Linked DNA regions of Homo sapiens: region 1 is linked to region 2. A link is an interaction called in ENCODE POLR2A ChIA-PET data of the cell type or tissue named here. Cell type or tissue: OCI-LY7. All regions are shown on one strand. Each heading gives the region's core, and the rest is flanking DNA. Links, peaks and the distances in the headings are about the cores only.

Evidence for each region. ChIA-PET counts read pairs that join two places held together with the same protein. Peaks named below come from ENCODE experiments on the same cell type or tissue, not always from the same donor. Only the 100,000 strongest peaks of a DNase experiment are listed, where the experiment ranks them.
Region 1: POLR2A ChIA-PET joins it to region 2 with 5 read pairs; 4 of 35 experiments call an interaction of 5 or more read pairs at or near these places.

What each region holds. Positions count from the first base shown.
Region 1 is chr6:87,708,602-87,725,180 of GRCh38, forward strand. It overlaps LOC124901528 (small nucleolar RNA U13), which reads left to right and starts at 12,314; the gene lies at 12,314-12,417. RefSeq lists enhancers at 1,601-1,740, 16,425-16,534. In OCI-LY7, for the core only: no CTCF peak of the experiment used is centred there; a DNase peak (open chromatin) is centred at 6,140.
Region 2 is chr6:87,626,429-87,643,007 of GRCh38, forward strand. It overlaps ORC3 (origin recognition complex subunit 3), which reads left to right. Exons shown (of 20, transcript NM_012381.4): 12 at 8,417-8,533; 13 at 9,979-10,058. Among named protein-coding and RNA genes, the nearest start is that of ORC3, 45 kb to the left of the region's middle. RefSeq lists an enhancer at 12,916-13,432. In OCI-LY7, for the core only: no CTCF peak of the experiment used is centred there; no DNase peak of the experiment used is centred there.

The DNA.
Region 1 (16,579 bases), core at 4,223-9,222, 78 kb after region 2:
ACCAGCCTGGGCAATATAGTGAGACCCTATCTCTATTTTTTAAGAAAGTCACAAATATTGCATGTATTTAGCTGAAATCCAGATTTTACTGGGTACCCTGTATTTTATCTGGCAACCCTAAGTAAGGAGCACAAGACAGTGACCATGAATCATCAAGAAAAGCACAAACTATGTTTAGTATGCAGTTCAAAAAATGTGTAACAAACATGATATTAGAAAATATTCTGCCCGGCCATCAGAGAAATGCAAATCAAAACCACAATGAGATACCATCTCACACCAGTTAGAATGGCAATCATTAAAAAGTCAGGAAACAACAGGTGCTGGAGAGGATATGGAGAAATAGGAACACTTTTACACTGTTGGTGGGACTGTAAACTAGTTCAACCATTGTGGAAGACAGTGTGGCGATTCCTCAGGGATCTAGAACTAGAAATACCATTTGACCCAGCCATCCCATTTCTGGGTATATACCCAAAGGATTATAAGTCATGCTGCTATAAAGACACATACACACGTATGTTTATTGCAGCACCATTCACAATAGCAAAGTCTTGGAAGCAAGCCAAATGTCCAACAATGATAGACTGGATTAAGAAAATGTGGCACATATACACCTTGGAATACTATGCAGCCATAAAAAAGGATGAGTTCATGTCCTTTGTAGGGACATGGATGAAGCTGGAAACCATCATTCTTAGCAAACTATCGCAAGGACAAAAAACCAAACACCGTATGTTCTCACTCATAGGTGGGAATTGAACAGTGAGAACACTTGGACACAGGAAGGGGAACATCACACACCGGGGCCTGTTGTGGGGTGGGGGGAGGGTGGAGGGATAGCATTAGGAGATATACCTAATATAAATGACGAGTTAATGGGTGCAGCACACCAACATGGCACATGTATACATATGTAACAAGCCTGCATGTTGTGCACATGTACCCTAAAACTTAAAGTATAATTTTAAAAAATAATAATAATAATAAAAGAAAATATCCTGGCTGGGTGCAGTAGTTCACACCTGTAATCCCAGCACTTTGGGAGGCCGAGGCGGGCAGATCACCTGAGGTCGGGAGTTCGAGACCAGCCTGACGAACATGGAGAAACCCTGTCTCTACTAAAAACACAAAATTAGCCAAGCGTGGTGGCGCATGCCTGTAATCCCAGCTATTCAGGAGGCTGAGGCAGGAGAATCACTTGAACCTGGGAGGCAGAGGTTGTGGTGAGCAGAGATCATGCCATTGCACTCCAGCCTAGGCAACAAGAGCGAAACTCCATCTCAAAAAAAAAAAAAGAAAGAAAAGAAAAAGAAAATATCCCATAGAAGGTATTTAAGATTCAGATAATTTAAAGTTTCAGTTGTTTGGAAAGTTAAATACATGAAATACTTTGGACCATGCATGTTCTATTCACTGCAGAGTGCCAGCTATAAACTAAACAGTAAACATTTGATGAATAATGAAAAGCTTCACACACTATCTCCCCATTGGTGGGGGACCTCAAGCCCCTAAAGGTTGTCTCTAGCCCCGCCTCATCATTTAGTTTTAGAATTCCCTCACACCTTCTACTGCAGCTGTCTGTTCCGTTGTCTTGCTTAAGTCCAAGCCTGACTCAGAATTGGTGTCACTGTCTGTGTCAGGCTCTCGTTCCCTCTTGTGCCTTTTGTCCTGTGGTTCCATGATGCCACCACAAACCTTCTCTGATGAGGCTTTTTGAGAGAATGAGATGATGCCTGCACTTCCCCAATATTTTGGGCTTCCTCTGCAAGCCCATTGTTATAAGGGTTAGCCAGGTGCATGGTGTGAAGGAAATGATAAAAGAGGCTCAACTCTTACCCCAGGAGCAGCTTTCCTAACCCCACCCACTGATAACAAGCATCACCTTGGGACTGATTATTGGTCCCTTGCAGTCCTCAGGGCTTGTGTTAAAGTTAGGGCTTTATAGAGTACTCAAAAAATTGCTAGATTTTATCTGAAACTTGTGTGCCACAGTTTGTTATATATTGTGGCCAGATGAGTACAAGGAATTGTCCCCATCTTGTACTTAAAGGAGACAGTTCACACTCCTGGTATGGTTTGCCTCTGAGTAGTGGGGTCATGGAGTGGGTCCATGGGAATAAGACATTCCTACCTTCAAAGCTTACTTTCTATCTTACAAGCTTGTCTGAAAATTCTTTTTCAAAAGTCCCATTTATCATAATAATTTGGAAAAATAAAATACAATTTTTTTTCTGGAGAAAAAAAGTCATCCCAGTTACCATCAATCTGGAAATTAAAAGCCAGTACATCACACGATACTGTCTAGTGCATAATAAACCCTTAGTTAGCCATGTCTATTATTATCATGCTAAGGAAAACTCCAAAATCTCCCCAAGCCTTTTTGTCTATTAGATTGCCTACAGTCCAGTTACGGCTGCTGAGGTCCAGTTTCTGAGCCAGCTGCCCCCACCACATACACACCCAAGCAGAATGCTGCCAATGACTTTTATTCAATTTTGTCTTCCTCCTGGGTAGTGAGTTTAATTCTCACCTCTGACTGCCTTTCTAGGATGTTCCTTATTATCTTCTATTGTGTTTCAGAGACTTCTTACATGTCTTCGCAAAGAAGAGTGGGAGTTCAGACTCAAAACTGTCAAACTAATATTCCCAACCATTCTCCAGCTGACATTCCAATTCTAATGGAGTCTCAACTTTTAATGTTTTGGTCATGCACAATTGTCAATTTAAAAATTCACAACCCTTCTGAAAGAAAGTCCATGAGTATTCATTGAGAAGAGAATCAGCCAGCCCAATTGAATGTTCTCTGATAAGCATGCAGTACAGGAGTAGTGACTGTCAGGATTATGGCCTAATTTCCAACCTCTAAAACCTACTGTGCCTTTTAGGTTACAACAGAAGATAATAGTGATTGGGTTCATTAAATCTGTGTGTTGGCAGTTTATTTTGGAATATGAAAAGTGACGTGAAAGATGAGATTGGGGTGCACACAAAAATTATTTTGAACACCTAGAGTAGTCTTTCTTGTTTAAACAACCATGTACTGCGAGTCTGCTATGTCTAAGACACTGTTTGACAACACGGAGGCTAGCAAGATGAAGAAGACACTGCCCCTCCCTTACGCTTATAGTCTAGTGGAGGAGAAATGTACACAAATATCACTAGAGAGAGTGCAAAAGAGGGAACTCAGATAACATCTAAAGTTCCCAATCAGTGCAGTTGGGTTTTAGGGTGTGTGTCACTTTAATCCTGCCTAGATAGGTGAGTTACAGCCTAGGTTGGCAATATGTGAGGGGAATATGGCAAAACCTGCAATGACTTTTGCACCAACCTAATAAAAGTTATTGTTTACAGAGGATCCCACCATGGCCCAGGTGTGTTCTCAGCTTATCCTAATAAAAATCCTACATGGTCATAGTGTTAATCCCATTTTACTATTGAATTTGTGGCTCATGCCTAAGGTCACACAGTCTAAAATGGAGCAGAGTAGAGACTATTACTTTCTATCACAGGGGTCATGTCTTAGTTATTAGTTATCTTAGTATCTCTGTGGCCTCACAGAGGGCTTGCCACACACCTGAGGACCGTGGCATAGTGTCACTGACACATCTGCCAAGAAGTTAAGTGAACTAGAGCAGAGCTTCTCAAATTTAAGATGCCTGTGAGTCACCTGGGGGATCTTGTTATAATGCAGATTTGGATTCTACCAGGTGATGCCAATGGTGTCCTACCAGGTGATGCCATTGCTTCCCCTGGTCTATGGTTCACATTTTGAGTGTCAAGGAACCAAGAGGAATGAAAGGAACCTGAACTTCTGTCTATTTAGGTGAAGTAAAAGATGTGGTTAATATAATTTGGGAATGATTTTTAGTGATCTGTAGGTAAGTGCTAGCTGTTTTAGAGAAAAGATGAAAGACATTACTTAGAAAAGGCAAATAAGTCATGTGGACCATGTCATTTCACAATACTCTTGGAGAACTCAATCACTTAGAACAGAAACGTGATACTGCAATAATCAATCATCTTTTAAAGCTTGGTACTCAAGTGTTAGGTTCCATGGAGAAACAAAACAGTGAGGGTGTGTGTGGTGGCTCATGCCTGTAATCCCAGCACTTTGGGAGGCTCAAGGTGGGCGGATCACTTGAGGTCAGGAGTTCAAGACCAGCCTGGCCAAAATGGTGAAACCCTGTCTCTACTGAAAATACAAAAATTAGCTGGCTGTGGTGGCAGGTGCCTGTAATCCCAGCTACTCAGGAGGCTGAGGCAGGAGAATCACTTGAACCTGGGAGGCAGAGGCTGCAGTGAGCCAAGATCATGCCACTGCACTCTAGCCTGGACAACACAGCAAGACTCCGCCACAAAAAAAAAAAAAAAAAAAAAAAAATGAGGCCTTTGTAGGAGACATGTTTTGTGCCCTCTGGAACATAGTGAGACTCTCTTTAAAAAAATTTTTTTAGGCCTGGAGCAGTAGCTCATGCCTGTAATCCCAGCATTTTGGGAGGCTGGGGCGGGTGGATCATCTGAAGTTAGGAGTTCGAGACCAGCCTGGCTAAAATGGTGAAAACCCGACTTTGCTAAAAATACAAAAATTAGCCAGGCATGGTGGTGTGTGCCTGTAATCCCAGCTACTCAGAAGGCTGAGATGGGAGAATCGCTTGAACCCAGGAGGCAAAGTTTGCAATGAGCCGAGATTGCACCATTGCACTCCAGCCTGGGTGATACAGCAAGACTCTGTATTAAAAAAAAAAAAAAAAAAGAAAAAAAATTTTAGTTAACCACTTCTACTTATTTCCATTATGATGCTCTGTAAAATTTAATCCATCTCCTTCCTTCAGAGTTTCTTTACCACCCAAGTCAACAGTGTGAAACGTGCCTTTAGGATCTTATTAGGTTGGTGCAAAGGTAAATGTGGTTTTTGCCATGAAAAAATTTAAATAGTAGTATACAAGGTGTTTGTTTCAAGTGTACATATCAGCATTTAACATAGAGAATTGCTATTTCCTTCATGACTTTTTGTTTCATCACAAATAAGGAATAACAAGAAAGTAGTGAAGCAAGACTCTATTAATTGTGTATACCTAGGCTTTCAATTAACAATATGTACATTTTTTGTAATTTATCTTTTCCTGTCTTTCCTCTGATTTTTTTTGTTTTGTTTTGTTTCACTCTGTCACCCTCTGGAGTTCAGTGGTCCCATTTTGGCTCACTGCAGTCTCAACCTCCTGGGCTCAAGCAATTCTCTTACCTCATACATGCCACTACACCCAGCTAATTTATTTATTTTTTATTTTATTTTTATTTTTTTTTCAGAGAGAGACAGGGTTTTGTCATGTTGGCCAGGCTGGTCTTGAACTGCTGAGCTCAAGCAATCTGCCTACCTCGGCCTCCCAAAGTGCTGGGATTATAGGCATGAGCCACTGTACCCGGCCTGCCTCTGATTATATTTATTAAAATATATGTCTATTGAATCAAATAATAAAAAATATGGGCTTATATTTCATATTTTCTCTTTTTTATTTCTTTTTTCTAGTAATTAATTTTGTTCTATTTACTAAATTATTGGTAAATATGGATTGGGGAAAAAATCTGTTCCTTCAGGTAGTTTGAGAAAAATTTCTCTATAGTAGTGTAGCTGCCTGTTAATGACTACCACCATCAAAGCCAGCATGGTGAAAAAGAACACTATTAGCTAATATATACAGAGTGTTGACTGTGTGCCAGGCACTGTTCTGAGGGCTTTATGTGTATTAACTCATTTACTCTTATAAATTAGCTGCTATTGTATCATTCTTTTACTGATGAGAAAACTGAGACATAGAGAGGTTGAGTCCCTTGCCCAAGGTCACACAACACTGAAGTGGCAAAGCCCAGTTCTAGAGTCCATGCCCTTACCCACAAGGGGATATAAGACACAGATTGTAGTCATAGTTCACGTAATAGCTGCAGGCTTAGGTGACTCATTTAACCCCTGTGGGAAAAGAAAAGAAAGAATTAGAAAACATAACAAAAGCTACATGGCAGAGTCCTTACATTGTGCCAGGCATTGAGCTTAGTGCTTACATGCATGATCTCACTGTCTCCTAAGTGTGGGGTGATACAGGAAATGGCTTCAGGTAGTTGATGGTTTAGTGGCACATGGGCTAGGCAGAAATCAAATTGCATCACATATTGAGAAAGCCGTTCCTTCTTTAAGCCTCTGACTCCTAATTACACCTGGCAGAGAGTCTCCCTTTGGTGCAGGTCTTGAATGACTTTCTAACATCAACTTACTTCCTTTTGTTATAAAAAAAGAGTAGGCCTTAGGCTTAACACTTTCTCAGGCAACAAGTTCTTTAATTTTCATTGCACCTTCAATTTAGGGCAAGTAGTGTTGCATTTATAACAGTGATATAAAATTTCCTTTTAAAACATTTATTGAAGTTTAAAAAGTGAGCAACAGAAAAACACCAAGAGGATAATAGTATAGGTCTTACACGGACTTGGCAAATGTTATGACTAAGGAAGTTTGGAAAATACTACATTATCTTTCAAAAACTCAGTAAGGTAGGTACTATTCTCTATTTCTAGGTAGGAGATCTGGAATTTAGAAAAGTTCAGTAACCTTCCCAAGGCCACTCTGTAGGAAGTTGAGGAGCTGAGCTTCAAACCTGGAAGTGTCTGCTTCCAAAATCAGTGCCCTTGACCATGTATTGCCTCCTTAAGATGATGACTATGTATGTTTCCTGCCAGGACTAGCACTCCAGACTGCGTATATGTCATGATTTGAAAGAACAGTTATCAAACAGTTATTAAAGTGTGGTCCTTTCAGGCGGTCCTCTGGGTAAAGGTATTTTCACCAAATACTAAGATGTCATTTGTGTCTTTCACTCGTTTGCTCACCAGTGTATCGGGGAGTTTTCTAGAAGCTATGTGACATGTGATATATCACAACACATTGAGTACAGAACCACAGATGTGAATCCAACTGTCTTCTCTTATGCTGGACATTAAAAAGACTTGCAGAAACATACATGATGCCATTCTTCTCAGTAAATCTTTTTTGTTTGTTCATTTGTTTTGGAAAACACAGGTTTTTTTAAAGTCATTTTTGTTAACATGTCATGGGTTTATTGTTATTTTTAAATGAATTAGTAAATACTTGAAACATTTATCCATCTTAATTTCTAAAACAATAAACATCAATACAATATAGCCCACATAAACAAGTTTTTGGGGGTTGTCAAGAACATAAAGGGGACCAGGTGTGGTGACTCACCCCTATAATGCTAGTGCTTTGGGAGGCCAAGGCAGCAGGATAGCTTGAGCCCAGGAATTTAAGACCAGCTTGGGCAATATGGCAAAACCCTATTTCTACCCAAAGTACAAAAATTAGCTCTGCATGGTAGCACTCGCCTGTGGTCCCAGCTACTTGGGAGGATGCGGTGGGAGGATCACTGGAGCCCGGGATGTTGAGGCTGAGTGAGCTGTGATCATATCACTGCACTCCAGCATTAGTGACAGGGCAAGACCCTGTCTCAAATAAATAAATAAATAAGTAAATAAAAAGAATGTGGCTGGGCGCGATGTCTCATGCCTGTATTCCCAGCACTTTGGGAGGCCGAGATGGGTGGATCATTTGAGGTCAGGAGTTCAAGACCAGCCTGGCCAAGATGGTGAAACCCTGTCTCTACTAAAATTACAAAAATTAGCCAGTCGTGTTGGCAGGCACCTGTAATCCCAGCTACTCAGGAGGCTGAGGCAGGAGAATTGCTTGAACCTAGGAGGTGGAGGTGGCAGTGAGCCGAGATCGCACCACCGCACTCCAGACCGGGCAACAGAGCGATACTCCATCTCAAAAAAATAAAAAATAAAAAAGGCTGGGTGCGGTGGTTCACGCCTGTAATCCCAGCATTTTGGGAGGCCGAGGCAGGCGGATCACCTGAGGTCAGGAGTTCAAGACCAGACCGACCAACATGGAGAAACCCTATCTCTACTAAAAATACAAAATTAGCCGTGCGTGGTGGTGCCTGCCTGTAATCCCAGCTACTCAGGAGGCTGAGGCAGGAGAATCGCTTGAACCTGGGAAGCTGAGGTTGCAGTGAGCCAAGATCATGCCATTGGGCTCCAGCCTGGGCAACAAGAGCGAAACTCTGTCTCAAAAAAAAAAAAAAAAAAAAAAAGAGAGAATGTAAAGGGGTCTTGGGTACAAAGTTTCAGTTAGGAGAAATAAATGATAAGTATTTAAGGTGACAGATATGTTAATTAGCTTAATTCAGTCATTCCACATTATATACATATATGATAACATCACTGCGTACCCCATCATTATATAAAATTATAATTTGTCAAAGAAAATTATTTTATAATTTAAAATAAAAGAAAAAAGTGTAAAAAAGTCTTAAGATGAATATGTGATAGAATAATATTTTTAATAATTAATGGTAACTTTTTTCTCCCATATTTCCACCCTTCTTTTTCTCTCCCACTCCATTCCATTCAAGCATGTATTCCTTGCATCACATTCGAGCACGTGATTCATTGCTTCAGAAGAGGAACATTACCAAGTGGAAAGCAGAAATGGTTTCTAGCTTTTGTGTTTCCAAAAAGCCTAAACCTATTAAGCGAATTATGCCCAGTGCTTTGAGGCAGTAATAACAAAATGGAGCAAGTGCCACTGAGAAAAAATAGCAGCAGTATTGAGAGAGGGCAGCTTTCCCAGGACTAGAAAAATATTTCTAACTTCCTGAGAGTGGGTGTAGGGAAGAACAAAGACAAGAGGGAGATTAGGGGATCAAAAACGAGAGGACTGGGCTGAAGAGGCCAGGAAGACAGAAACCAGACACATCTCAGCTACAGTGGGCCATCTTCCAGAGTCCAGGAGCCACCTGGGAGCTGGGAACTGCCATTGCCTAAATCCAGAGTCTCTGAGAGCCAGCTATTCCCTCTCCATGTTCATGACTGTCTGCAGGAGTAACACCATTTGCCTCATGCAACCTGAACAACTGCACCTTCAAAACATCCTTAGCCCATCAGAAGCCCAAGTAAGAGTAGCTGGGGTCCTGGATACCCAGAGGTTTGGTGAAAGTCAAGTGGAAATCAGCTCTAGAGTTCATATGGGGGGATTCTGCCTGGAATAAGCTGTAGGTCCACCCTGAGCTGGGAGAGCAGTTCAACATACCAGAATATTAGGATCACCAGACAGACCTGCTGGGAGTCTATAGCAAATAAGGGCCTATGCTGTGTTCTAACAGAAGCGCCAACTGATTGTATAATAGTTGATTGAGGTCAGCTTACAAGTGAGTTTTCCTGGTCCAGTATAGGGGATTTGCTTTGGTTGGTTGTTCTCATCAGAGTGCTTTTGGGAAGAAAAAACTCTGCAGGCCCACTGTCTTTCTTCACATCTAGCCCCTTCACTCATTAACATTCCTGCCTGGCCCCTGAGGACATCTAAATTTTCTGAGCCCTCCTATGCAAAGTGCTCGACCTACAATAGGGGGATTCCTTGACATGAAACCCTGACACTATACAAAATCACAAATACATGCATTTTTCTAAGGAGCAAGTCTTAGCTTTCATCAACTACTCAAAGGAGTGTCTGATACTTGGGTTGGAATCCTGGCTGCTGTTTACTAGCTGTGTGACCTTGAGCATGTCACTTAACCTGTCTATGCTTCCATTTCCTTATCTTTGAAATAGGGATGGTTATTTATTTTTGTATTTACTTATTTATTCAGAAACAGAGTCTCACTCTATCATCCATTTCATCCAGGCTGGAGTGCAGTGGCACAATCATAACTCACTGCAGCCTCAAACTCCTGGGCTCAGGTGATCTTCCCGTCTCGGCCTCCCAAGTAACTGGAACTACAGGCACATGCCACCATGCCAAGCTAATCTTTTAATTTTTTGTAAAAACAGGGTCTCACTATATTGCCCAGGCAGGATTCAAACTCCTAACCTCAAGCAATCATCCTGCCTTGGCCTCCCAAACAGGGATATTAATAGTATCTAACTCTAAGGGCTGATATGAGGAGCAAATGAGCTAGTATATGTAGAGGGCTTTGAATGACCAACTCTATATAAGTGTTTGCTATCATTATTATAGAGGACATAGACCACAGGGGGGATGGGAAGCCTGTGTCTAAGGGAAGACAGTGTAGAGAGGAGAGTGAGTACACCTTTGTTAAACCCAGCCCATCTTTAGGACGTACCTGCACAACCTTCAGAGCTTGCTTACTCAACAAAGGGTCCCGGCATAAACCTCACACTGGAAGTGGGCAGGGAGGCTGCGCTGCCTGTGGCCAGAAATGTGCTAGCTGCTAGGTTATTAGTGTACCTCCTGTTCTAAGAAAGACAAGGATCTGAAGGTGGTAGTAAGAGGGCGCCTGAAGTCGTAATCTTGGAGACCACGATTCTGCCCTAGAAGCCAATGTCCCCTAAGTTCTGGGCTGTAGTCGCCAAGCTGGCCTGGAGCAGGAGGTATAGCAGAATCAGACAGCAGAAACTGGAAACCTGCTCCTCCACTTTCTAGCTGAGTGTTCTTGGGCAACTTACTAAACCTCCCTAAGCCATCATTTCCTTTTCTGTCAAATTGAGCAATAATATACGCACTATGGTCAAATAATTAATGTATGCAAAGCACTTAGCAAGTACATAGTGAGTGCTCAATAAACAGAGCCAATACTATGGTAACGCTGCAGTATTGAGATCAGGCTGACAGGGAGCTGAGTGGCAACTGATCAGATGGGGAATCCTAGAAGAGCAAGTTGAAGGAGTAATACAGTGATGACACATGTGGTCCATTGTGCAATTTTTTGCTTTGGCTTGCCTCAAAGCTTGGGATCCCAGATTTGTTAGGGTCTCTTTGGGCTTCTTAGGAACCAGGAGGGAGGAAAATAAAGATCAGAATATTCTTTCAAAACCATTTCCTCCCTCCCCACCCTAACATTCCTATGAAGAGAACTTGTGATACTGCTTATCTTAACAGAAATCCAATCAAACTAGCTTAAGGACACAGAACTTTCTCACAGGCCTGGAGAAAGGATGTGATCAAGGCCACAAGCCCTCATCTCTTCTGCTTCCAAGGTATCCCTGTTTCTTTTCATTCTGCAAACCTACTTTCTCCTTTTTATGATGTACATGATAAAAAATTGTTGACCCAGACAGCACTGCATGATTTCCTGGCTTAAATACAGCAGACTAGAGGTGCCCTATTCTCCAACCCAAATTCCTGGAAGAGGGAATTTATTGGCTCAGCTCCTATCACATACCTGCCCCTGATACTCTCAATCAAATGTACGTATATATGGGATGGGGGGATTAAACAGATTGAGTAGTGCAGACACATAATTTCAAACAATTTGTAGAAGAAAAAAACCAAATGGCTAACAAACACTTGAAAAGATACTCGTCTTCACTAATATTCAAAGAAATGCAAATTAGTACAACAATGTGAGGTACTAATTTTTTTTTTGGACTGTCAGATTGGCAACAATGAAAAATAAAGGTAACTGAAGGAAACTTGCTAAGAGAGGAAGGTGATATGATTTTTCTGGTGTCCTATTGGGCATTATGTTTTAATATTTTAAATGTGCATAAGCTTTAACCCAGTTATTTTACTTACACAAATTTATCCTAAGGAAATAATCAGAACATGCATAGGCATATATCTACATATATGTTTATTGCAGTATTTCAGTATTTAAGAAAAACTTAGAACATCCTATATGCCCTTCAGCGGAGGGCAGAGATTATGGTACAAAAGAATGCTGAGAGACCATTATAAAAATTATAAAGAATGAGATGGATCGGTATGTAAAATGTATATGACAAATTGTAGAGAAAAAAAAAAAGCCAGGCATGGTGATTCATGCCTGCAATCCCAGCACTTTGGGAGACAGAGGCAAGTGGATCACGTAAGGTCAGGAGTTTAAGACCAGCCTGGGTAACATGGTAAAACCCTGTCTCTACTAAAAATACAAAAATTAGCCAGGCATGGTGGCACACACCTGTAGTCCCAGCTACTTGGGAGGCTGAGGCACGAGAATCATTTGAACCCAAGAGGCAGAGGTTGCAGTGAGCCAAGGTCATGCTACTGCACTCCAGCCTGAGTGACAGAGCAAGACTCTATCTCAGAAAAATAAAAAAAGCAAGGCACAGAAAAGAGTGGATAATATGACCCCATTTTTGTTAACATATAGAGTATGTATTATGTACTATACATAGTATATTCGGGGTACATACATATATGTATACACACACATATATATATTTGCGTGTGTGTGTGTGTGTGTGTGTGTGTGTGTGTGTAATATGTATCTGAAAGAATACATATTAGATCCTTTTGTAGTTCATGAGCAAGATGATTGGGTGATCATGCACATGTGTGAGATGGGCCATCCTCAAACCTTGTTACAACATTGGCATATTACCCATCTGATATGAAAAAACATATGAAACTAATAATTGTGGCCTCTGGGAATGGAATTATGGGAAGTTTTCACTTTCCACTTTATCCCTTTTCATATTGTTGAATTTTTTTTAAGCATGAATTACTTTTATAATCAGAAGAAAAAGCAGTGAGATATTCAATTTTGGGAGGAAAAAAGAGTACAGATTTCATATGTGAAAGGAAAATACCTACTATTTTAAAATTAAAGAAGGAAAACAAAAAATCCAATATTTTCCCAGTAACAATCAGGCATAGCAGGTGGCAATAAAGTCTGCCCCTGCCCAGGGCCTGGGGTTGTTAGGAGGAGCTCTCTAGGTTAGACAAGAGAAAAGTCAGAGGAGCACCACAGAGTATATAGCACTATCCTTTTTTTTTTTTCCTCACTCTATTACCCAGGCTAGAGTGCAGTGGCATGATCATAGCTCACTGCAACCTTAAATTCCTGGGCTGAAGCAATCCTCCTGCTTCAGCTTTCCAAGTAGCTGGAACCAGGATGCATTCCACCATGCCCAGCTAATTTTTAAAACTTTTTTGTAGAGATGGGGGAGTGTCTCACTACCTTGCTTAGGCTGGTATTTAAATCCTGGCCTGAAGTGATCCTCCTGCCTCAGCCTCCCAACGTGCTGAGAGTACAGGCATGAGCCACCACACCTGGCCTAAGGACCATCCTATTTGAAGAATTTGGCTTACCTGCAACCCAAGGGCCTTTCTCTTCTGCTATAAATGAATTAATGAACTTAATTAAATCGAATTTAACTCTTCAGCTCAAGGCCAAAAATAATATATTTTTACATTTATATATGAAAAGAAGAGGCAGGTAAATGATGAGAAATGAGGTATGCAACCGAGTGAGGGCTTGGATATAGGAAGACCTAGAGGCCCAGCTGGGAAACTGGAGGTGGCCTGGGGTAATTCCAGAGACATATTTACTTGCTATCAAACATGGATTTGTATGGGTGCTCAGATGTTTTTTCTTTCTTTCTTTTTTTTTTTTTTTGAGATGGAGTCTTGCTGTGTTGCTCAGGGTGGAGTGCAGTGGCGCCATCTTGGCTCACTGCAACCTCTGCCTCCTGGGTTCCAGCAATTGTCCTGCCTCAGCCTCCTGGGTAGCTGGGACTACAGGCACGTGCCACCACACCTGGTTAGTTTTTGTATTTTTAGTAGAGACAGGGTTTCACCATGTTGGCCAGGCTCGAACTCCTGACCTCGTGATCCACGCTCCCCACCCCTCCTCCACCGCCAAAGTGCTTGGATTACAGACGTGAGCCACCACATCCAGCCGGATGCCCAGATTTTTAAAAGAAACTTGAGTAGGTTGAGAAATTAAGATCCTCACCAGGATAATTGTTACTTTTCTAAGTGTTTCCCTTTGGATCCTTCCTTTCTTCATAGGAACATACTAAACGTTCAATGCCACAATGGATTTCAATGGGGAAAAACTAATCTTGCTTTGTAGACAACTTTACAGGAATGCCTCAGTTTCATACACTGCAGGATAGTTGTATTAATTTGGCATAGATAGAAATTTCAATTAACATAGTCTTTTTTCTTTATTTGCAGCAGTTCACCAACAATGCATTTTAGAGCATTGCTCACCCTCAGCATTAGAACTGAGTGAATCTTCTGTTGAAATGGAGGCATCTATTCACCACATTACTTTTTCAAGCCTCTAACACCTTAACAGGCAAACCTCAGAGGAAGGTCTGCTTTCCTCTTCCTTTAGAAATCCCCCCTAAGCAAGAAACATTTGCTGAATGCCTAGCTGGGGACTTCAACATTGTTAGCACATGTGAGCAGCCTTCCAAAACTGTTTACAGTAATGGTAACGTTGGTAATAATACACCATTGGACTTACTGCAAAGACAATTTTTTCAATGTTTGTTCATATAAAACCTGCCAAATTGTCGATATTAGAGTTGGTCATTCCTTACATTATGAGATTCCTAAAATGAAAATAGCAGTAATAGATCCTGAGAGCTGTGAGGTCATTTTGTTCAGTTTACATATTAAGGACATGAGTCTTTGGAAGATTAGGAAAGTTGTCTATAGTTTCATGACTACGAAATGGCAGATTTTTTTTTTCCAAACCCCATGCATTTTTTTTTAATCACAACCGTGCATGCCTCTCTCAGCCCCATATCTGCCCCAGAGATGTCAAACATTCCCTCCTCCCTACCCATATACTGCCTTGGAGACTCTACCCCGCTCCTAACTTGGAAGAGAGAGTACTACCTGCCATGTGACTGTGCCCCATCAGTCTCAGTTACTGACCCAGGAGTAGACATCTGACTCAAACTGGGTTGATCGAATTCTCTCCCAGGAATTTGGAATAGGGACAAAGAGGCTGAGTCATTTAGCTGTGTGGAGCCAAGCTGCAAGGTCATGCCCAGCTGGCCTGCCACAGCAGGCCAAAACCTCATGCTAGCCACAGTGAAGGGAAGCTGAGAAACCATGAGTCAGCAGAAAAAGCTCATCTGCAAACAAAAGAGCACAAAGATGGGGCCGACTGATACTCAGAGTCAAATAGAGAGGCCATGTACCTCAAAAGGCAGAGGAGAGAGAGAGAGAGAAATAAAATCTGCATAATCCCCTTCTTGGCCCTATAATGCCCAGCAGCTGTATCTCCAGCGCTGGCTTACTGTGACCCCCATAATAACCTCTGCCTTTCAATCAACCCTCTTTTTATTTGAGTTAGTGGAATTCTGTTCCTTGCATGCAAATTCTTCCTAAGACACTTCACAATTCATATTGAATATATTTTGGGGTAGAAAGACTATTCTGCTCTTTATGACGATTATGGAAATTGAGGTTTTATCTCAAAACCCACAACAGGCTGAGCAGCTTTCGGCATTCTCGCCACTAATTATCCAGACTCCGGAGACTGAGCTTTCAAGGTGAGTGGTTTTCAGAACTGCAAATGAGAGCCAGCCCCATTCTGGGTCTCTTTCCCCAAGGATATCTTAGAGATATTCAGTTCAGGAAGAGAGGTCTTATTGTAGTATGTAGTTGCCATCTTGGGAACATATGTCAGGACTTCCTAAAGTCTTTCTGCTTAAAGTTTCCAAGAAAGTATGGAGCCTGATTTCTCATAAAGCCACTTTTCCTTTAAAGGTACTTGTGGAATCTCTATAGGCCCAAGGTTGACATGACCATATCCGTGAAAAGCTCAGGTACTATTTCTGTGCTAATCTCTTTAGAATAACAGAAAGAATTTATTTTAAAAATTCTACTTATCTTTCTCAAATTATTAGAGCTAATCCTAGTATAAAATAATGGAGAAATAGTTGAGTAAATTAGAGTGCATCAGCTGGTGGAATACTATGCAGATGTTAAAAGGGATAATTAACAAGATTAAACAACATGAAAAGACGTTTTTGATTCAATGAATGAGGAAAAAGGTAGAATACGAAATTGTAAGTATCAACCTTATAAGTATCAACCATGTGAAAATGGGTTTACATAAGGACATTTTTCTTGGTGGTCTTTTTTTTTTTTTTTTTGAGACAGAGTTTCGCTCTTGTTGCCCAGGCTGGAGTCTGGAGTGCAATGGCGTGATCTCCGCTCACCACAACCTCCACCTCCTGGGTTCAAGCGATTCTCCTGCTTCAGCCTCCTGAGTAGCTGGGATTACAGGCATGCGCCATCACACCCAGCTAATTTTGTATTTTTAGTAGAGACGGGGTTTCTCCATTTTGTCAGGCTGGTCTCAAACTCCCGACCTCAGGTGATCTGCCCGCCTCGGCGTCCCAAAATGCTGGGATTACAGGCGTAAGCCACCACACCCAGCCTCTTGGTAGTCTTTAACAAGGTAACTGAGGTTGCCACAACCATAGATCTTGGTACGTAAGATAAAATCTATTGAGCATTTCTGCCTTAGAGGATTTTGGCTAAGGTAATGTCACTGTCCTAGTTCAGTTCCAGAATTTGTTCCTATATTGTCCAGATTCTGTGCCTTTTGCTGATCTACTTCTGTGCTGGTCCATAGCACTCTCAACTGATGGGACCCACTGATTATAGAGTTCTCAGTCTCTCTGTCTGCAGTTACTTAAACTCTGGTATGGAGATCTTTTGCTTTGCACCACACAAATGTTAAGAACTACATTTAAATTGCTTTCATTTTTTTTCTGCCTACTCTTTTCCAAATCTGTGTCA
Region 2 (16,579 bases), core at 8,612-13,611:
TTTTATTCTCTTTGTAGTAATTGTGAATGGGAGCTATTTAAGCCTCAATTTTCTTATATAGAAAGTAGGATAATAGGCTGGGTGTGGTGGCCCATGCCTGTAATCTCAGCACTTTGGGAGGCCAAGGCAGGCAGATCACTTGAGGCCAGGAGTTTGAGACCAGCCTGGACAGCATAGCAAAACCCCTTCTCTACTAAAAATACAAAAAATTATCCAAGTGTGGTGGTGTGTGCTTGTTAACCCAGCTACTTGGGAGGCTGAGACACTAGAATCCCTTTAACCAGGGAGGCAGAGGTTATAGTGAGCTGAGACAGCGCCACTGCACTCCAGCCTGGGCAACACAGCATGACTCTGTCTCCAAAAAAAAAAAAAAAAGTAGGATAATAATTCCTAGTATGATTTTTTCATAAGGTTAGTGATAATCAAAGTTTGTTCAGCAAATAAAAGTGATTTGAAAACAAATATAATGATAAAGCTTTTATAAATGAAAATAATAACTTGTTATATATTTTTCACTCATAAAAATTAAGATCAATATGAACACATTTTATTTATTTATTTATTTTTATTTTATTTTATTTTTTTTGAGGTGGAGTTTTGTTCTTGTTGCCCAGGGTGGAGTGTAATGGCGTTATCTCGGCTCACTGCAACCTCCACCTCCCAGGTTCAAGAAGTTCTCCTGCCTCAGCCTCCCAAGTAGCTGGGGTTACAGGTGCCTACCACCACACCCGGCTAATTTTTTGTATTTTTAGTAGAGACAGGGTTTCACCATGTTGGCCAGGCTGGTCTCAAACTCCTGACTTCAGATAATCCACCCGCCTCGGCCCCGCAAAGTGCTGGGATTACAGGTGTGAGCCACCGCGCCCAGCTTTTTTTTTTTTTTTTTTGAGGGGGTCTCGCTCTATCGCCCAGGCTAGAGTGTAGTGGCACGATCTCAGCTCACTGCAACCTCCACCTCCTGGGTTCAAGCCATTCTCCTGCCTCAGCCTCCCTCGTAGCTGGGATTAGAGGCATGGGTCACCACACCCGGCTAATTTTTGTATTTTTAGTAGAGACGGGGTTTCACCATGTTGGCCAGGCTGGTCTTGAACTCCTGACCTCAAGTGATCCGCCCGCCTAGGCCTCCCAAAGTGCTGGGATTACAGATGTGAGCCACCACACCCAGCCAATATGAACACATTTCAATGTATATAAAGATGTATATACATTTTTATGTATTATAATATACAATCTATATGTAATATTTATAATACTCTTATGTTATATAGTTGTATAGACATGCCTACCATTAGAGTTTATCATTTTGTGCCCATTTTCTATATTCAAGTGTCTAAGAGCTAGACCTCACAGAATATTCCAGAGAAATTTACAGTCTGTATAACTGGAAACCACACTTCAAGAACTACTAAGTTAGACTGCCTCCCTAGGAGGAAGCATTTGTTATTGTTTCCCCCATCACCTCATTTTCTTAAGCTAGAACTAATCTATTAAGTTCCCACCTAAACAAATGATTGATCTCAGTTATCCTCTGACTAGAATCAAGACGTTAACAAAAACCTTTAACTCCCTCAAAATTATGGATCCACTGCTTCAGAACTATATGTCAGCTTTGAATTTAATGAACTCAGTAATGAGTTTTTTAAAAAGTGTACTTTTAAATGTAAAAATTTAGCTGACTAAAACTAACACAGGAACAGAAAACCAAGCACCACATGTTCTCATTTGTGAGTGGGAGCTGAACAATGAGAGCACAGGTCGGAGGGAGAGCATCAGGATAAACAGCTAATGCATGCGGGGCTTAATACCTAGATGATGGGTTGATAGGTGCAGCAAACTACCATGGCACACATTTACCTAAGTAAGAAACCTGCACGTCCTGCACATGTATCCCAGAACTTAAAATAAAATAAAATTTAAAACTTTACCTGACTAAACAATGTACATTTGTAGGTGATTTGCTAGGAATTTCCTACTAAGGAGGGACATTAGAAGACCTGGTACAGCTGATGAAATACTGAAAATCTTCATACTATGTAGAAAGCTTAGATTCATTCCCTTGCAGGTGACAGTTGAAGTTTTATTATTCTTACTTGTTAATGTTTCACGTCTTTATACCTATTTTCCCAACTAGACTTTAAATCCTTTTAGAGTGAGAAATAAACCTTGAACTCCTTTAGCACCCTCATTTCAAAAATGAAGAACTGCAGCCAAGAGAAAGGAAGTGAAATATCTCATGTCACAGAGCAAGTTCATGGTAGAGTAAGGACTTCTTTTCACCGTTTAGTATGCTTATCATAGTGTCTCATGAACAAAAGGCACAAAATCAGTTCATGAGTTTGATGAAGACCTGCCTTTCACCTTTGACCCCACCTCTTTCTGTTTCTTTTGTCAGACCTACAGGGCAGACAGGGGGAAGAAAATTTCTTAGAAAAAATAATAAATGGAAAAGTAAAGGAAAAAGGAAAACAATCACAGTCTATCAAATGTGATCAAATGAGCTGGGCATTAGCCTAGTGTGTCAGGAATTAATCATTTAAATTCAAACTCTTTGTCAAGTGCTTCTCTTGATCTATACTGCTGAGGTAGGAATATGGAGAACAAAAGGTAGAGACAGATGAGAAGACTAGCACTCTTGCCACATAAGTGCTAGGAGAAAGCTGTGGTTTGGCATTCTTATTAGATAGCAGTAATATGCTAAGTCTGGAAAACACTGCCAGCCAGCATTTTTCTCTAATGAGAAAAATAAGGCTTAGTTATAACAAGATAATAAATGAGAAAATTCTGTGTTCTTAGACAGCTGATATCTCTTAATCCTAAAATTCAACAGTCTGTTTTACCAGTTTTTAATGATCAGTGAATTGATTGAAAAGAAATTACAGAAGTTTATAGTCATTTTTACATACTTTATTTTATAATCTGAGGTCACTGTTCACCCCTATACATACAATTTTAGAGACAAAAGTGGTAAGTACTATGGAAGTAGAAGAGAAATAAATGCATGGCAAATGTAATTCTGCCTAGCCTTTTTTTCTTTACCTGTATAAGTTTTACATATGTATTGACTTCTCCTCCAGAGAAAGCAGCTAGCTCAATAACAATAGGGGGTCTGTCATATAAGTAAACAGTGATATATGATTTTTAAAAAATAGATTCAGGGGGTTACAGGTGCAGTTTGTTACATATTGGATGATGGTGAGTTTTTGGCTTCTAGTGTGCCCATCACCTGAATAGTGAACATTGTACCTAATAAATAATTTCTCTGCCGTCACCCCTCCCAACCCTACCCCTTTTGAAGTCCACAGTGTCTGTTATTTTACTCTGTATATACATGTGTACCTATTATTTAGCTCTCACGTATAAGTGAGAACGTGCGGTATTTGATTTTCTGTTTCTGAGTTATTTCACTTAGGATACTGGCCTCCTGCTCCATCCATGTTGCTGCAAAAGACATGCTATCAGTGAATGATTTTTGTATGAATAACAGACAGGATTGATGAGGTTGGAGATGACTAATTTAAGAGGGTATATTGCACATTAAGAGGCAACCCACAGTCTAATGTAAATGTGTTTTTTAAACATACATTTAAAAAAAATGTTAGAACCAATATTTACATATTGAGAAATTTTACGTTACAAATTCAGACTTTTGAAAAATCAGGAAATCTAGACCACATCCAGCAAGACAAAATATGGTTGCTCTTACTTAAAAGAGAGACTGAGGCTGGGCACAGTGGCTCACACCTGTAATCCCAGCACTTTGGGAGGCCGAGGCAAGCAGATCAGCCTGGGCAACATAATGAGACCCCATCTCTACAAAAATTAGCCGGGTGTGGTGGTGTGCACCTATATATAGTCCCAGCTACTTGGAAGGCTGAGACAAGAGGATCACTTGACCCTGGGAGGTCAAGGCTGCAGTGAGCTGAGATTGCACCACTGCATTCCAGCCTGGTTGCTAGAGCAAGATCCTGTCTCAAAAATTAAAAATAAATAAAAGAGAGACTAAGTGTTCAGCCTTCATTCATTAATGTACTCTTCATTCAGCCAATATTTTTCTAGTGCCTATTATGTGCCCGGTGTTAATCTAGGTTTTGAGAATACAGGAGTGAACCAAACAGCCAAAACTTCTACCGTTTTCATTGTATCAGGGAGACAGACAATAAATAAGATAAATAAGTAAAATATCTGTTAGTGATAAGTGCTGAGATAAAAACAATGAAGCAGAGAAGAAGGATATGAAGTTCCATGTGCGTGGGAAGTGGAGTCAAAATTTTAAATAAGGACCTGACTGAGAAGGTAAATTTTGAGTAAAGACCTAAAGGAAGTCACAGAGCTTGCCACTCAAGAATCTGGAGGAAGGGAATTCTAAGCAGGTAGAAAGGACCTGAGGTTGGAGCATGTCTGCCATATTTGAAGAAGAGCAAGGAGGCTGTTATGTATTGCTTTGCTTTTTTTTTTTCTTTTTGAGACAGTTTCGCTCTGTCACCCAGGCTGGAGTACAGTGGTGCAATCATAGCTTGCTGCAGCCTTGACTTTCTGGGCTCAAGCAGTCTTCCTACCTCAGCCTCCTGAGTATCTGGGACTACAGGCACATGCCACCATGCCCAGCTAATTTAAATTTTTTTTTTTTTTTTTTGTAGAGACAGGGTCTCTCACTATGTTGCTCACTATCAAGCTGGTCTTGAACCCCTGGGCTCAAGTGATCCTCCCACTATGGCCTCCCAAAGTGCTGGGATTATGGGCATGAGCCACTATGCCATGCCTGTTTTTCTTATAGCAGAGAAATATTTCTGTTCCTTTGTCAAAAATCAGTAAAGACTAAGAAGTCTTCATGCTTAAAGAACAGAGAAAGCATATCTTTTTAGTAAATAATGCATATTCCTAGACAAAGTGTATCTCCGTAGAAAAGAATCATTGTAAACACAATTATGAAACAAAATGGTGACAGCTATGACTAGTGTGCAGAAAAAGTGCCTGAAGAAAAATTTAACATATGGAAAGTAGGGTTAATATTTCAACAGGCTTTATTTTCACATGTACATGGTATGATGCTGCTGTAATGTATTAAATGGAAAATTTTTTTTTGAGATGGAATCTCACTCTGTCACCCAGGCTGGACTGCAACAGCGCGATCTTGGCTCACGGCAACCTCCGCCTCCTGGGTTCAAGTGATTCTCCTGCCTCAGCCTCCCAAGTAGCTGGGATTACAGGCTCCTGCCACCACACCCAGCTAATTTTTGTATTTTTACTAGAGAGGGGGTTTTGCCAGGTTGGCTAGGCTGGTCTTGAACTCTGACCTCAGGTGATCCACCCGCCTCGGCCTCCCAAAGTGCTGGGATTACAGGCGTGAGCCACCCTGCCCGGCCCGAAAATTTTCTCATATATCAAAACCTTTTACAGGTTTGAGTTTGTAAAATAGTGTCCATAAGTACATTAAGAATTATTGTTTTAAGGCCGGGTGCAGTATCTCACGCAGTGTCTAATCCCGACACTTTGGGAGGCCAAGGTGGGCAGATCACTTGAGGTCAGAAGTTTGAGACCAGCCTGGCCAACCCAGTGAAACCCCATCTCTGCTAAAAATACAAAAAATTAACCAGGCATTATGGCAGGCGCCTGTAATTCCAGCTACTCAGGAGGCTGAGGCAGGAGAACCGCTTGAGCCTGGGAGGTGGAGGTTGCAGTGAGCTGAGATCACGCCACTGCACTCCAGCCTGGGCAACAGAGCAAGACTCCATCTCCAAAAACAAACAAACAAAAAAGAATTATTGTTTGAATAAGTAAAGGCAGATACATATGTGCAGGTATCTAAGTAAGATGGAAAACTTAGAGGACATGTTATAAGAAAATGTTAATCATTTGTGATGTTTTTTGTTGCAACTGATAAAAACACATATAAATAACAATGAAATCTTTATTATGTGGAGATTAGGTTCTAAAGTCAGCACATAAGGTGAAGATCTGGGATGGTCAAAATTACTCTTGAAAAATCCCTTAGAAAGGTACAGCAAACCTTCTCTCATTCGTTAAGTCCATCATAGCCAGTCTTTTTCCCCATTGTTGGAACCAACCACCATTTCCTCAGTTGAGCACCAGATGATATAGTCTGCCATGTTGTATGGAACAAAACAAAACAATACAATACAAAACATTTTTTAGGCCAGTCACGGTGGCTCACACCTGTAATCCCAGCACTTTGGGAGGCTGAGGTGGGTGGATCACTTGAGGTCAGGAGATCAAGACCAGCCTGGCCAACATGGTGAAACCCTATCTCTACTAAAAATACAAAATGTTAACTGGGCATGGTGGCAGGCACCTGTAATCCCAGCTACTCAGGAGGCTGAGGCAAGAGAATCACTTGAACCTGGGAGGTGGAGGTTGCAGTGAGCAGAGAGTTAGACTTCATCTTAAAATTTTTATTTTTATCTTAAAATAAAATAATGATTAAAGCAAAACAAAACATTTTTTAAACACTAGAACTCTACTCAGCACAGGGATGCACCACACAGTGAAAAGTATGAAGGAACTGAGACCACCTAGGAGAAAAACATGTTTATATTCCTCATCGAACACTTATTCCAGGGCAGGTATGTTCCTTGAGTATGCAGTATTGCCCTATAGTGGGTAAAGTATTTCTTTTCTCTCCTTATCCAAGTAAATGGAATGAAGATACTCACTTCTACTGCATCACCCAGATACTTGTACACATAGCTATTCCACAAGGCAAAAGAAAATAGGTAGCACAAGTAGCATGCAGTGTGATTACTCAGTAATAGAGTTCATTTTCTTCAAAATATTCCCCCTGTTTAAAAGCTATTTAAGCACACATCAAGGTAATTAATGGCTTTATGCCATCTGTATGTTATGGCTCACAGTAAAAAACTAAAGAACTAAGCTAAAGTTTAGAACTAAAGTATACCCTCCCAATGGTGGTTAAAACAATTTTTGATTATGGCTACTTTTGTTATGATAGGAGATTTAGATTTTGTTGTGATAGGAGACATAGATTTTGAAATTACCAATCAACTCAAATAATGGGAGGGAAAACATTTAGGTGCTAAAAACTTTTCTTTAATCTGCCATGTGCTTTCAGGTAATGACCCGTAGATCGTTGACCAAGGAATTGATTTCCTAAGTGAGTTGGTGTTTAGGAAGATATGTCATATTTATTGCTTTATAGAGGTTAGATTTGCTTGAATTTATTGATATCTGAGTTATTTTCTATATGGCTGACCACTAAAAATAATGGGTATCTGCAAGATATTACTGAAATAAAGACACAGCCCAGCAAAGCCTTTATTTGACTTCTTAAAGGAGAAAAATATTGAAGACCATGGCACAGATGATAATCCTCTTAAGAAAATGTTACAGAGTAAGTGGTTATAAAAGGAATTGAGGCCTGAAAATTACCTGATAGGATATAATGTTTTAAAATCATTTCTAAACTATTTCAGGAGGCTCTAGAAAACCTCTCTCTCCCCTCAACAAAACCTTTTGAAACTGATTTGTGAGATTAATCATCCATAGGTTTCTTCTTTTTTTCTGTATCTAAATCCCTAATATGGCGAGTAGGGCTAGTTTTCGGTTGTGGGTTTTTTATTTTTATACAAATGAGGTCTCACTATGTTGCTCACCCAGGTCTTAAACTTCTAAGCTCAAGCTATCCTCCTGCCTCAGCCCTCCAAAGTGCTGGGATTACAGGCGTGAGCCACTACACCTGCATAGATTTCTTAAGACACTATCCCTCATGTCATCATCCTTGCTAGATTCTAAATTATAAAACTTGTTGGCTTCAGATTTATTTATTTATTTATTCTTTTTTTTTTCTTAATTGGTGAAGCAAATAAAACCAGTATTGGAGATCTCAGCAAGAGGCAGGGACTCATCAGAATCACTTGTGTTTCTGCCATAGTCTTTTCATTTTCCCCTTCAAACACACTAACACACTTGAGTAGTACTTTAGGAAAAGTATGCAACATAAGCAGAACTTTAGCAAGTTCATTAGGTTGGTACCATTCTGTCTGGTGATCTCACTCTTCTGATGCTAGCAAGGTGGAGGATAAAGCACCTTCCCTTGCTGTGGCACACACCAGGTGATGGGCACAGGCAAGCATCCACTAAGGTGCTTTCTTGCATACTTGTAATTTTGGTGGCCAAAGTATTGTGGGAATGCTAGAGCTATCAGGAGATTAAAATACAGTATCAATTCTGGCTTGTGTAAAGTATCACCAGACTTGATACTAAATCAGAAATGCTCTGCCTGTATTCTGGATTTTATATGTATTTCAAATTTTCATGAATTAATTTGTAGTTTTGAATCTTGTCAGTTTTCCAGAAATTTTTATAGCCATGAAGTAGATTGTATTATTATGCTCTTTTATTAGCTGACTTACATATTAATAATATATTCTGTGATTTTTAGGAGGAAACACAATTATTACTAGAAAACCTGCATGTTTATCATATGAATTACTTCCTGGTTTTGAGATGTCTTCATAAGTTCACCTCTTCTCTTCCCAAGTATCCACTAGGTCGACAGGTAATCCAAGCCTCCTCATTTGTAATCCATGAAGTAGGAATGTTAGTATTTTCTTGCTTTGGTTTTTGTAGCATTCAGGCATCAGAATGTGAAATGAAGCCAATCCTTACAATGAGAACACAATCTAAATCCATTCCAGCTGTAAACATTACTGGTAATTGATATTGTTTTTTTGTTCAGATGGCCACAGCTAGAAACAGCCGTATGAATCCCAGTGGTGTTGCTTCCCCTACAATGTTTTTGTACTAAGGCATTTGAACTTTCCTTCTTTAACACTTCCTTGTCACCTGTACTGAGAGAGCTGTTTCTCTTCCCTTAATGGAAGAAGGAATCTGTTTGAGAATGCTTGATGGTTAACCTTGCACTACACCCAGAATAAAAAGAGAAGCAGTACTTCTGCTGCTTGAAAAATTATGCTCAGCTGGCCTTTATGTTATTCGATAAACCTATCAACCATCTGTAGAGTAGATTTTAGCAGAGAAATTCTATATTCCTAAATCATCTTAGCTCAAAGCTTTGGAGAACAAATACCAGTATGTAAGAATGACTTGTTGGCTGGGTGCAGTGACTCACGCCTGTAATCCCAGCACTTTGGGAAGCCAAGGCAGGTGGTTCGCCTGAGGTCAGCAATTCGAGAACAGCCTGGCCAACATGGTGAAACCCTGTCTCTACTAAAAATACAAAAATTAGCCCGGCGTGGTGGCACACACCTGTAGTCCCAGCTATGAGGGAGGCTGAGGCAGGAGGATGGCTTGAACCTGGGAGGCGGAGGTTGCACTGAGCTGAGATCACTGCACTCCAGCCTGGATGACAGAGTGAGACTCCGTCTAAAAAAAAAGAATGACTTGTTCATGAGGTGATTTTTGCCATTGAGCCTTAAATGAGCCTCTTTTTCTCATTTTTCCTTTATCAGTTTCTTATTTTAAAATGACCACTGATATCAACCAATCTCAGTATAGCCTCATTTTACTTTTATATAAATTGCATTTTTTTTTTTTTTTGAGACAGAGTCTCGCTCTGTCACCCAGGTTGGAGTGCAGTGGCGCAATCTCGGCTCACTGCAAGCTCCGCCTCCCAGGTTCACACCATTCTCCTGCCTCAGCCTCCCAAGTAGCTGGGACTACAGATGCCCGGCTAGTTTTTTGTATTTTTATTAGAGACGGGGTTTCACCGTGTTAACCAGGATGGTCTCGATCTTCTGACCTCCTGATCCGCCCGCCTCAGCCTCCCAAAGTGCTGGGATTACAGGCGTGAGCCACCGCGCCTGGCCGTAAATTGCATTCTTATAAAGCCTGATCCATGAGATATATGCCAAGTCTATTATAATCTAAAGAAAATGACTTTTAATAACATTAATTTTTTTTGTGTTGACCAGAAATGATTTTTGCCAAACTAGTAGTGTGTATACACTTTTGGTTCCTCACAAATGTGTTGTTCCCTTACAGATCAGAGAGTTGTACTGTACATGTTTAGAAAAGAACATATGGGATTCAGAGGAGTATGCATCAGTCTTGCAGCTGCTGAGGTAGTTTTGTTTTTTCTTGTTTTTCTATTTTTGTCTGCTATAAGCCTGCCAGTAAGTAGCACCTTCCTCTAGAACCCTGCCTGCCAAAAAGTTTCATAAATAGCCATGTTGTGTCTAAGAATATTTGCATATATCTTGAATTTATCCATGTAGCTTATGATGTTTTTAATATAGCAACTATCCGTTTCTTTGCTGGTTTAACCTTGCATTTGAGCTTGTGGTTTTTAAAGGAAAATCCATGATTGTTTAGTCAAATACTGACACTACCCTAAGAGAGCTTAGATATGGATCATTTGAATCCAGCCAACTTTACATCATGGCAGGGAAAGCAAGTCATGAAAAGTGAGGTCACCATGTCCCCAACCTGGTTGAATGCAGGAAGAGCATCATTGGGTGATATGTACCCAGTGGTCACAGCTGACCTTGACTAGGAGCAGCAAGGAGTAGGCAGTGGCCTTGGTGCCTTCCCTCACCTTAACATTGGCTAATTCATAAATTATTTATCTAATAATATACAAGTAAATAAAATATCTTAGTGTTAAAGTTATTATTTATATTCCTTGGTTTCACTTCTTATATGTATAGTTACTTTTTAGTCTTCCATAAAAAAATGACACTTGGATAGTTATAAGGGGAAATCACATGTGAGCTAAGTTTCGCCAGTTTTATAATTTTCCTCAGAGGTTGTAAATGCTTATATAAAAATATTTTAAAGAAGTCTGAAAACTGAATATTTATTAAGTCTTGCTTTCCTCTGGGCCCACAAGAAAAGAACAGATGGGCACAGTAGGAGGAAAATTCACACTGAAAGCACTTCAAGTCCAGAGACTTAATAATACAAATATTAGTGATCTAGCAGGTGCAGCTTAAGATAGAAAATGAATTTCATGCTATCTGGAAAAATACCTCCCCATGGAAACTAGATTGCCACTGAAAAGCTGTGTTTTATTTCATTTTTTAAAATCCCAACAAGATTTCTTTTTTCTTCTTTTTTTTTACCCATAAGGAAACCAAAAAATCCCAATAAGATTTCTATGTATTTATAAGCTTATGTCAACTATAGTATTTCTGAGACTTATTTTGCTTTCTAAATATACCTATCTTATATACCCAGTTGATTCTTTCAGGTTTTTCTCTTTTAAGCTTTGTGATTAGTAATTGTCTTCCTTCTCCAGTGAGGTGTTCCCAGATTCATAGATTCTTTTGTCAAAGAGGAACTTGTTCTTTTTGTTCTGAACCTCCCAACACCAGTTGTCTTAGGGTACAGTCAAGAACCAAGAATGCCAGTTCCAAAGTAGGGTAAGGAAACATGAGCAGCAGTAGTAATGGTGATAGCAGTAACCATCACTTATTGAAGGCTTGCTGTGTGCAAGGCACTTTGTTAGGCACTCTCAGTACATTTTCCAATCTAAAACTCTTAATATACCTTTATGGTAGATATTATTAGGCACACTTTACCCCCTGAGGAATCTGAAACACACACAGGGATTAAGTGACTTGCCTGAGATCACCTAGCTGCTGAGGGAACCAGGATTCTACTCCAGGTCTGACTTCAAAGCTGTTATACCTTCTGCTTTTCTTGGCCAAGATCTAAAATATGGATTTGGAGATCTGAGTACAGCAGAAGCAAAAAATAGAAAATGAGATTTCATTTTGCTAAGCTGAGGTCAGAAACATGGGCAGTCAAGAGCAAAGCAATGTAAAAAGCACTATGGGTCAAATATAATACCTACAGCAAGGACAGGCAGGAGTCTGGGTTCTATAAAAGAGGAAAGGAATTGGGGAACCTCTGGGCTGGAATCAGCCTTTTCTCCTTTGTACAGATTTGATGTAGAGCAGAAGTCAGGGACGCTTTTTAGTTAAGGCATTCTCAATAGGCATCACCTGAACTTGAGACCATTCTCATCACCTGTCTTGAAATTTTATTTAACTCATGAGAGAAAAGACTAAAATGACCCCTGAATGATGCTTTGGAAAGAATAACTGCTTAAGGTACTATTAGAAACATAATCTAATTAAATTTCTTATTTGAAATTTTTTATAAGAATCAGCTTAAATTATTTTTCAAGAAAAAATGCTTTTTACAGATTGAGCATCTCTAATCTGAAAATCTGAAATTCAAAGTCCTCTAAAATTTGAAACACTTCAAATTTCAAAACTTTATGAGCACTTGTGATACCACAAATGGAAAATTCCACACCTGACCTCATGAAATGGGTTGCAGCAAAACAGAGGCACACCACAGTTTATTCAGCTTGCCATTGTTTGTTGCTGTTGTTTAACACTGATATGGGTATTACTTAGTTACACTTAACACATTATTTTTTCACTGTACCAATGGTGTGTCCTGTTTTTTAAGTGTTAAGTACTTATATGTGAATAAGTGTAAGAAAATGGTTGCATATAAATTCAAGAGTCAGTAATGATGGGGATACCAAGCAACTACAGATTGATTGTCCATCTAGTTGGCCGAGATAGTGACACCTTTGCTTTCTGATGATTCAGTGTACCTTGTTTCATGCAGAAAATTATTTAAATTATTCTATGAAATTACTTTCAAGCTGTGTGTAGAAGGTGTATTTGAAACATAAATGAATTTTGTGTTTAGACATGCATCCCATTCTCAAGATAATCTCATTATGCACATATGGCAAATATTCCAAAATCTGAAAAAATCCAAAATGCAGAACACTTCTGGTCCCAAGCATTTCAGATAAGGGATACTCAATCTGTATGTGGAAGCTGACATGTTTAAATAACCACAGATCAGATGAGATCCAGCCCATTCAGGTTAGTATGGCTGTAGACATCCCTCTACCCCTAATTCTTCTGCTTTGTTTGGGAAGAACATGGAAGAAAAGGTGACTTCTGCCTCCGCTGCTCTTACCCCCACCATAGTGGCCTTTGGCGATGCCTCCTACCTTCCCCCAACAACTCTCTTGCGTGTTAGAGAGAAGGGGCCCTCCCAGCACAAAGTTGCATTCCTCCCCCCAATTTATTCTAATTTATTAATTTAGTCCCACCCCTTCTGAGCCTGCAGCCTTCTGCAGCCTGGGGACTGTAGAGTAAGTAGCTGCCCCAGCCCCTCCCAGGCCTGACCCAGCCTGGGGAGTGGGACAAGGTGTGGGTGTGGCCCTGTTGGAGGTTGATGTTGCTGTTTTTATCTCTTGGCTTTGTGTTTGTGTTCTGTGATACTTTTTGAGAAAGAAGAGGCCAGGCACAGTGGCTTACGCCTGTAATCCCAGCACTTTGGGAGGCCAAGGTGGGCGGATCACTTGAGCTCAAGAGTTTGAGACCAGCCTGGGTAACATGGTGAAACCCCCTCTCTGCCAAAAATACAAAAAAAAAAAAAAAAAAAAAAAAATTAGCCTGGCATGGTGGTGCACATCTGTGGTCCCATCCTTGGAGGCTGAGGTGGGAGGATCACTTGAGCTTGGGAGGCAAAGGTTGCCCTGAGCTGAGATCGCACCACTTCACTCCAGCCTGGGTGACAGTGAGATTTCGTCTCAAAAATATACATATAAAAGAAAGAGAAAAAAAGAAATGTGAGCAAAGCAGAAGGAGGCGGATTCAAACCCCAGTGTGTCACGCCTCATGCCTTTTCTTTAGTGGTGGGAAACCCTTATCTTGTAAAGGGAATGTGTCCCCTTCTTCAGCCAGCCTCTAGTGTATTTCACAGAAAACAAAACCTCCCAATAAAACTGTTGAAACCTGGAAAATAAAACAAACAATATGTCATCTACTTGAAGAAATATCTGGTGACCATTTAAAACATATTTACAGTGACTTTGTAATAATGTGGGAGAATGTTTATGTCACATATTTATTAGTGGAAAAAGACCTATATAATTTTATATCACAGTTATTTTTTAAATGTATGCAACAGACATTCATGTGTGTGGGGAGCATGCAAGTGTTCATTTATAATATATGCCATTATTTGACATGAGCTCAGTGGTTCTGCATATGTTCTGCCTTTCCTTGCTCAGTCAACTCTTGGAGTATGAAGACCACATCCCTATATGGGATATGAGTAGGTTAATTTTTCACTCAACCCTGTGTCATTATATAAGGATATGTTTCCATTAAAAAGCCATTTGGGAACAGAAAGTAGTAACAAATGATGCTAACCCAGCAGTGAGCTAGGTAAGTACAACTGTTTTTCCTTATCAGATGTGAAAGACTGTAAGAGGAAAATTTTACCCCTCTATTGGAGAAAATTTCTGAACACCCATCTAGAAATCAAATGCTAGGCCAGTAATTTTTCATATTTTTAAAATTCACTGAACCTTGCATAAATAAGGTTTTAAGGGTTATTGTAAATCAGAGGCAGCTGGGTGTGGTGGCTCATGCCTGTAATCCCAACGCTTTGGGAGGCCAAGGTGGGGGCAGATCACAAGATCAGGAGATGAGGAGTTCGAGACCAGCCTGACCAACATGGTGAAACCCCGTCTCTACTAAAAATACAAAAAATTAGCCAGGCGTGGTGGCAAGCACCTCTAATCCCAGCTACTCGGGAGGCTGAGGCAGGAGAATCACTTGAAACTGGGAGGCAGAGGTTGCAGTGAGCCGAGACCTTGCCATTGCACTCCAGCCTGGGCAACCAAGTGAGACTCCATCTCAAAAAAAAAAAAAATCAGAGCCTCAACTTAAAGGAGTATGTTGGATCAGCCAGATCTGAAGAGTACTACACTCTCATACCAGTAGCAGTGGATTCTTGGATTGGGGATAATGAAAAGTGTGCCCCACTTCTTAGGGGAATTTATGTGCTCTACCTCATCAATTGAGAATTACTCATCTACAGTTATTCCATTTTCTTTCAAATGAGGAAACCAAGGCCAGAAACATTGACTTTTCTACAGTTGACAGAGCTGAAACTCTTTCAACCCTATTCCAGTTACTTAGAGGTGGTAATAAAAGGAAATTTATGGTTTTGTGGCCAGTATTACATGTTCAGAGTGTATCCAAAATTTTAAACCAGCAGAGCAAGCTTCTGTGGACTCAGATACCCTCCTCCCCCATCCTGACACTAGTCATATTGGCACAGGACACAGACATAAATGAAAGGAGCCACAGTGTCTAGTCTGCTTATCCTAAGTGTAACCTTATGAGCTTGCAAAGAAACAGACTTACAAATCGAAGGTGATTGATAGCTGGAGGAATTTACCTTAGGCTAAAGGAATTATTCTAATTTCTGAGTAAGGCTTTTGACTTAAACAGTAATATATTAGCAGGTCAGCTCAGCTTTCATTGAGTAAAAAAATAAAATAAAATAAAAACATGACCTGAATAATGATGTTAACATTTGATCACTTCAGCTTAGTTCAAAGAGACTAGAAATTTGGACTCTAAGTAATGCATTATTTCCTGACTTTGCAGATCAACTTTAGGTGATATTTAAAGATCTACTTAGGAAAAATGACACAGCTCCACAATCTATGATAAGCTTCCTAATAATCTAACTTATGATGATGTAGATTTATCCATCCAAGAGCTTTGTAAGACTGCATCATTAAAATATAATTTCTGGCAGGCACGGTGGCTCACACCTATGAATTAGAGCACTTGGGAGGTCAAGGCAGAGAGATCACTTGAGCCCAGGAGTTAAAGACTGGCCTAGGCAACATGGAGAAACCCCATCTCTACAAAAAATACAAAAAGTATATGAGCGTGGTGGTGCATGCCTATAGCCCAAGCTACTTGGAGGCTGAGGCAGGATCACTTCAGCCCAGGAGGTTGAGGCTGCCGTGAGCTGTGATTGTACCACTGCACTCCAGCTTGGGCAACAGAGTGAAACCCTGTCTCAAAAAAATTAATAAATAGGCCGAGCATAGTGGCTGACGCCTGTAATTCAAGTACTTTGGGAGGCTGAGGTGGGTGGATCACCTGAGGTCAGGAGTTCGAGACCAGCCTGGCCAACGTGGTGAAACCCCGTCTCTACTAAAAATACAAAAATTAGTGTGGCACATGCCTGTAATCCCAGCTACTCAGGAGGCTGAGGCAGGAGAATCAATTGAATCCGGGAGGCAGAGGTTGCAGTGAACCAAGATCACACCACTGCACTCCAGCCTGGACAACAGAGCAAGACTCCGTCCCAAAAATAAATAAATAAAATGAAAAATAAAGAAATAAATGGCCGGGTGTGGTGGCTCACGCCTGTAATCCCAGCACTTTGGGAGGCCGAGGCGGATGGATCACGAGGTCAGGAGATTGAGACCATCCTGGCTAACACGGTGAAACCCTGTCTCTACTAAAAATACAAAAAATTAGCCGGGTGTGGTGGCAGACGCCTGTAGTCCCAGCTACTCAGGAGTCTGAGGCAGGAGAATGGCGTGAACCCAGGAGGTGGAGCTTGCAGTGAGCCGAGATCGCACCACTGCACTCCAGCCTGGGCGACAGAGCAAAACTCTGTCTCAAAAAAGATAAATAAATAAAAAATAAAAATAAAATGAAAAATAAAAATAGAAATAAATAAAATAATATAATTTCTTTATTTTAGAAAAGGAATTGCCAATCCTGAA